2 separate regions of the Homo sapiens genome follow, and region 2 is linked to region 1. The links are chromatin contacts, found by Hi-C or POLR2A ChIA-PET in ENCODE. All regions are on one chromosome and are shown on one strand. Each heading gives the region's core, a stretch centred on a gene start or an enhancer-like site at or near the end of the contact. The rest is flanking DNA. Distances are from core to core; before and after follow the strand shown. Region 1 has its middle 13 kb from the start of CXCR5. Region 2 holds the start of NLRX1 (NLR family member X1).

Evidence for each region. Hi-C counts contacts between places; a loop is a spot of excess contacts on that map. ChIA-PET counts read pairs that join two places held with the same protein, here RNA polymerase II (POLR2A).
Region 2: a loop to region 1 is called in a map of gastrocnemius medialis, with 33 times the contacts of the local background. The contact joins the promoter of NLRX1 here to the enhancer-like site in region 1. A Hi-C loop is called at or near these places in 1 of 168 maps with a recorded cell type or tissue (gastrocnemius medialis). POLR2A ChIA-PET finds 5 or more read pairs at or near these places in 2 of 52 experiments (B cell and activated naive CD8-positive, alpha-beta T cell).

The regions. Positions count from the first base shown.
Region 1 is chr11:118,869,406-118,872,332 of GRCh38, forward strand. No RefSeq gene overlaps it. Among named protein-coding and RNA genes, the nearest start is that of CXCR5, 13 kb to the right of the region's middle. RefSeq lists silencers at 656-705, 716-805 and an enhancer at 1,236-1,315. Within about 2 kb of position 1,411, at least 33 of the 41 ENCODE cell types and tissues checked have a DNase peak (open chromatin) inside an H3K27ac peak, as active enhancers do; they include B cell and gastrocnemius medialis, where a contact is called at or near this core.
Region 2 is chr11:119,167,222-119,170,148 of GRCh38, forward strand. It overlaps NLRX1 (NLR family member X1), which reads left to right and starts at 1,504. Exons shown (of 10, transcript NM_001282144.2): 1 at 1,504-2,081. RefSeq lists a silencer at 1,413-2,022 and enhancers at 1,594-2,299, 2,300-2,927.

The DNA.
Region 1 (2,927 bases), core at 161-2,660:
AATTATTAAATTTAAAAATATTTTAACTTAAAAATATTATGTAATTAGATTTTTTTTTAATGCTGGAAGAAGCTTTCATTAACAGTTACAAGCCAGGCACAGTGGCTCATGCCTGTAATCCCAGCACTTTGGGAGGCCGAGTCGGGTGGATCACTTGATGTCAGGAGTTTGAGACCAGCCTGACCAACATGGTGAAACCCTGTATCTACTAAAAATACAAAAAAATTAGCCAGGCATGGTGGCGGGCACCTGTAATCCCAGCTACCTGCGAGGCCGACGCAAAAGAATTGCTTGAACCGGGATGGCGCCACTGCACTCCAGCTTGGGCAACAGAGTGAGACTCTGTCTCAAAAAAAAAAAAAATTGGTTACAGATTACACCTTGTTTTCTTTAAAGCCTTTAAAGAAAGTGTAATCTGTAACTATTAATAAAAGCTTCCCAAACAACGAAACTGTTTACTTTCCCGCGCAGGCTCAGGTTGCCTCCAGCTAAACACAAATGTGGGGGCTGGAGAAAGGCCTGGAGAGCTCCCAGCGCCCTCTGAGACATGGCTCCAGGTCACACAGCCCAAAGCCTTGGCCTGTTTTGTACGTGGACGGGGCAAAGAGAACACCCTCGCCGCTTCTCTCTGCCTTTAGCAGGGCTGTAGGAAACCCCCACCAGAGACCTCCAGCTTGGAGAGGAAAGAGTGGAACAGCCCTCTGGAAGCAAGTTACCCACAGGTTTAGTTTGCCTGGAGAGAAACAGGCCGGAGAGAGACTGCGGCCTCCCTAGGGTCTTCTGACGGCAAATTCCTCCAGCTCAGTGGCTGCTGGGCAGCAGCACAGCCGGTTTCTCTCAAGGGCACACCCCACACACCGCGTCACTGTGCACTAGCCTCAGATGACAGACAAGCCTTTCACAAGACTTTTGTGGCACTGTTCATTTCTGAGACCTTCTCTATGATGAGCTCAAACTGCTTACCTCAGAGAAGAAACTGCGTGCACAGAAAGCTGCTGAGGCCAGCTTGGGGCCCCTTCTTTCCTGTCCCTGGGCACTTCCCTGGCTGCTCTCTTTCCCCACTGCCCAGCCCAAGGAGTCCCCTCTGCAGCTGACCCGGGTTCAGCCTCCAGAACAGCGAGTTCCACAGCCCTGAAGCCTGGCCATCGTCCCTTTTCTGGACACTGGACTGGTTCATAGGGCTCAGTGCCCTGCGGCTTTCTCCTCCCCACCACAGGCCTGGGAGGGGCAAGAAGCACCAGTTTGTTTTCTGGGTCAGCCTGCAGCAAAGAGCGACTGCCCTCACCGACAAGCTGAGCCTCTCTCCCAGCAGCACCCCCACAGTAGCCAGCAGGGGACCCTGGAGGATCGTGGAGCTGGATCACCACCCAGAAGACATGAATTCCTCTTGTCCAGAGGCAGAACAACAGCAACAGCAGCCACTTATGCTCCTGTAGTTTCCAGAGCACCTTGCTTAATCGGAAGTAGGATGTTACACTCCAGAGACTACTGATTTACATATCACACATGTGCTCATCCATCCATTCACCAAACCTCTGTTGACTGCTCGCGCTGCCCTGCGTTCCTGGCACTGTGCAGGGTTATAATCTAGTAGGAAAGACCTGACAAGGTCACAGATGTCAGTACTGAAAGGAAGAGTAGGGTAGATGGCCACCCCACCCCCACCCCAACCTCAAAAAAGAGACTAAAAAATTACTGTCACTTGTGTAATTCATCAACAAACTTTACTGAGCACCTAATAGGCACTGAGTGTTTTCGTGTATTGATCACGCATTGATCCTCACAATAACCTTTGAGATGGGTTGTGCCATTTACACAGGGCGAAGAAGAGAGACTGGCCACTGTCACACAGCTACTGATATCCAAGCTGAGATCCAAAGCTCCTCTGCTTCTCCTGATGAGAATGAGCACCACAGGCAGGCCACAGAAAAACACCCAGGAGAGCCAAACTCAGACCCACCCCAGATTTCCCACCCCACCCTCCACTGGCTCCAACCTCACTCCCTCTTCATTCATTCAGCCAGTCTGTCAAACACAGTTATTGTACTCCTGTGGGGTGCAAAGCTCTTGAGGAAAGGGGAGGAAGGAAGAATCATAAATGGCTTTGTCACCCAAAGGCTGTGATATGGGCTTAGTGCGGAAATTAGAGTATCACTTATCAGCGTTGGGGCTGCCAGGGTTCAAAAAATACAGGTTAAGGGTGCCCGATCTCACCTTTGCGTTGTGGGTGGCCGGGGCGCAACGGTTTAACCTTGAATTTAGCAGGAGTCTCTTTGTACGAGAAAAGGGGCACCTGAGAATGGGCCCTTGAGGAGTAATTTAGGCTTTTCGGTCAATCCAGAGGAATATTATGGGAAAGGGCCGCGCCCGAATTCCCAGGAACTGGAGAAATCTTTAAGCAGAGGGGGTGGAGGGCACCAAAAAGAGGGAACGCTACTGGGGTTCAACTGGCTGGAGGACAGTGCACCCCCAATGGGGGAACCAAGAAATAAATTTGGGAAAAAACAGTAGACAATCTATAAAATTTTTTTTTTTTTTTTTTGAGACGGAGTCTCGCTCTGTCACCCAGGCTGGAGTGCAGTGGCGCGATCTCGGCTCACTGCAATCTCTGCCTCCTGGGTTCAAGCAATTCTCCTGCCTCAGCCTCCTGAGTAGCTGGGACTACAGGCATGCACCACCATGCCTGGCTAATTATTGTATTTTTAGTAGAGACGGGGGTTTCACCATGTTGGCCAGGCTGGTCTCGATCTCTTGACCTCGTGATCCGCCCACCTCGGCCTCCCAAAGTGCTGGGATTACAAGCATGAGCCACCGCGCCCGGCTGACATTCTATAAATATTTATATCTGGGAAACAAAAGCGGGGAATTGGGGCCAGGTTACAGAGGACATAAACTGTGGCACCAGGGTTGGCACTTGCTTCTCTGTT
Region 2 (2,927 bases), core at 254-2,753, 300 kb after region 1:
TCCCAGGCTGGAATGCAGTGGCGTGATCTTGGCTCACGGCAACCTCCGCCTCCTGGATTCAAGCGATTCTCCTGCCTAAGCCTCCTGTGTAGCTGGGACTGCAGGCATGCACCACCCAGCCCGGCTAATTTTTGTATTTTTAGTAGAGATGAGGTTTCACCACGTTGCCTAGGTTGGTCGTGAACTTCTGAGCTCAGGCAATCCGCCTGCCTTGGCCTCCCAAAGTGCTAGGATTACAGGCATGAGCCACCATGCCTGGCCAATTTTTGTTATTTTTAGTAGAGACGGGGGTTTCACCATGTTGGCCATGGTGACGAGTTTGAGCTGGTCCCAAACTCCTGGCCTCAGGAGATCTGCCCTCACCCCCAGCCTTCCAAAGTGCTGAGATTACAGGTGTGAGCCACCGCGGCTGGTCCTCTGATTTATTTTTTCAGATCCAGTACAAATGTTACCTCCTCTGCACTCCCTTTTCCAGACTCTCCTAATGCCTTGCCTCTGCCACTGAAGTACATCATTTGTTTGTCTGTTTTTTATATTTTTATTTTCTATTTTCATTTTAAATAGAGACAGGGTCTCACTATGTCACCCAGGCTGGTCTCAAACTCCTGGTCTCAAGTGATCCTCCTGCCTCGGCCTTGAAGTACATCATTTGTAAATGTGGTAGTTGATTCCATTAAAGTGAGGTGCCTGCCTTGCTGTGGTTGGCAGCCCAGGGCCTAGTGCTGGACCTGGCTTGTGGGGGTGAGGTGCTCAGTGCTACCCAATACCACAGTACAACGAATGAACAAATGTCTAAATGAAACATCCACATTGTTTTCAGTAAGTCCTCTTCCCAGCCCTGCCCTGGAGAGCCTCTCTGTGGGTGCCCTAGTGCACAGCTCTGTTGTGTGAACATCGTACACTCATGCTTGCATACGAAGGCGTGCCCTGGCTGTGGGTGGTGGGTGGCTCCTCCTTCTGGGCTACGTGAGCCCAGGGTGTGGAAGTGTGTGGAAGTGTAGGGATAAGGGTGGGGGCTTTGGGAACTGGGAAGCCCCAGGGCTAGGCCATGAATGGGTGTCAGACCCGAAGAGCAGGTTGGGGTGCAAGTTGTCCTTCAGCCCCCATTCTTCCTTCTTTCTTAACCAAGGTTACCAGCAGCCACACACATAGGTCTGGGCTCTGAAGAGGACCGGATACATAAGGCAGAACCCAAGGAAGCCTTAGGCTCAGGTCTCTGCCTGAAGGTAGGCTGGGGAGGCGGAGAGGGACAGAGGGAAGAATCCCCTGGACACCGCGCCTCAGGGAGGCCCAGGGGTAAGGTAGGAAGACTCAGGCCCGGGATGTTGTTCTGGCTCATCCACTTCCTAACTGAATCAACCTGCACAAGTCATTTCACCCTTCTGAGCATCAGTTTCTTCATCTGTAAAATGGGCCTAACAAGCAGCCCAGCCTGGGAGGTGGTTAGTGAGGTCACTGGGTGTCACTGGCGCTTGGGAACCTGCAGAGGGCAGTACTAGCGGCAGTGCCCGCGGGGATGGAGGCAGGGAGGGGGGACGATGGCGGGACGGGTGGCGCCGGGGTTCCAGCCCTGCGCCTGCTCCGGAGCACCGGGCCCCTCTCGCTGACCCCCTCGTCCCAGGACCCCGCAGGCCCGAGTGCCTGGGCTCGTCCTCTTTCGCGCCCGCTGCCAGGTGCCAGGGCCGCGCAGGCGGGCGGAGGTGGGCAGGAAGCGCCACGCCGAGGAGCCGGGGACTCTGGGAGCTAGCGGGAGACGCCGGCGTCCGCCCAGCCGACCCCTCTGGGCCGCGGCCGACGGCTCCCGGAACTGGGCAGCCGCGGGTAAAGGCCTAGCGGGCTTGATAACCCCTGCGCCCTGGCTGGGAGGCCGCGCTGAGCGGGGGGCAGGGCGGGCCGGGGGAGGAGGCTGTGCAAGGGCCGCGGGGAGATCCCGGCCGAGAACGAGAGGGACGGAGCTGGGCGCTGAATGGCGGGCGTTCTGGCAAGTCTCCCCCTGCGTTCCCGAGGCCACCCGAAAGTAGGAGAGCTGTTTGGGACCCAGTTTGGTGGAGGAGCTCTGGACCTGTAGGAACACCGCCCCTGTACGTTTCCTGCAGTGCCCCCTCCTTTTCTCATTGCCCTGGAGACCTGGGTGATCACCGGAGAACTGCCCTCGGCCCCGCAAGTCCCGTCTTGACTCAGTGGCCCTAGATCCGAGGTTAAACCGGAACCTAGGCTTTCTCAGGCTTCTGGAGCCCTCTCTTAACCCTTCCGCAGCCCCTGGGACGGGCCAGCACCCAGCCAGCTCCTCCGCTGGTTGGCCCTGCTAAGGCAGGTGGCCCAATGCAGCCAGTTCTCCTTAAGCGTACCCTGCCCAAGAAGCCCCGATCTCAGTGGAGGAGACCAGGTGCCAAATAGGGGCACATTCCATTTAAGTGAGTTCAGAGGCCTCAGAAAAGACTTCCCAGGGACGGAGACTTTTGAGCAGGATCTTAAAAGATTGGTTGGGGCCCGAGTGGTGGCTCGCGCCTGCAGTCCCCGCACTTTGGGAGGGCAAGGCGGGCGGATCACTTGAGCCCAGGAGTTCGAGACCACCCTGGGCAACAATGGTGAAAACCCCGTCTCTACAAAAACCAAAGCCAAAAATTAGCCAGGTGTGGTGGCACACCACTTTAGTCCTAGCTACTCAGGAGGCTGAAGCAGGAGGATGGCTTGAGCCCAGGAGGTAGAGGTTGCTGTGAGCTGAGATCGTACTACTGCACTCCAGCCTGGGCAACAGAGCGAGAGACCCTGTCTCAGGAAAAAAAAAAAAAAAAAAAAAAAAAAAAAAAAAATTGGTTGGGACTCTAACAGAGGAAAAAGGTCATTCCAAACTGGGAAGAGTGTATGAACAAATTTAGGACAGCAAGAGCAAGAATCCGGTGAGCCTGGGGTATAAGGCACAGGCT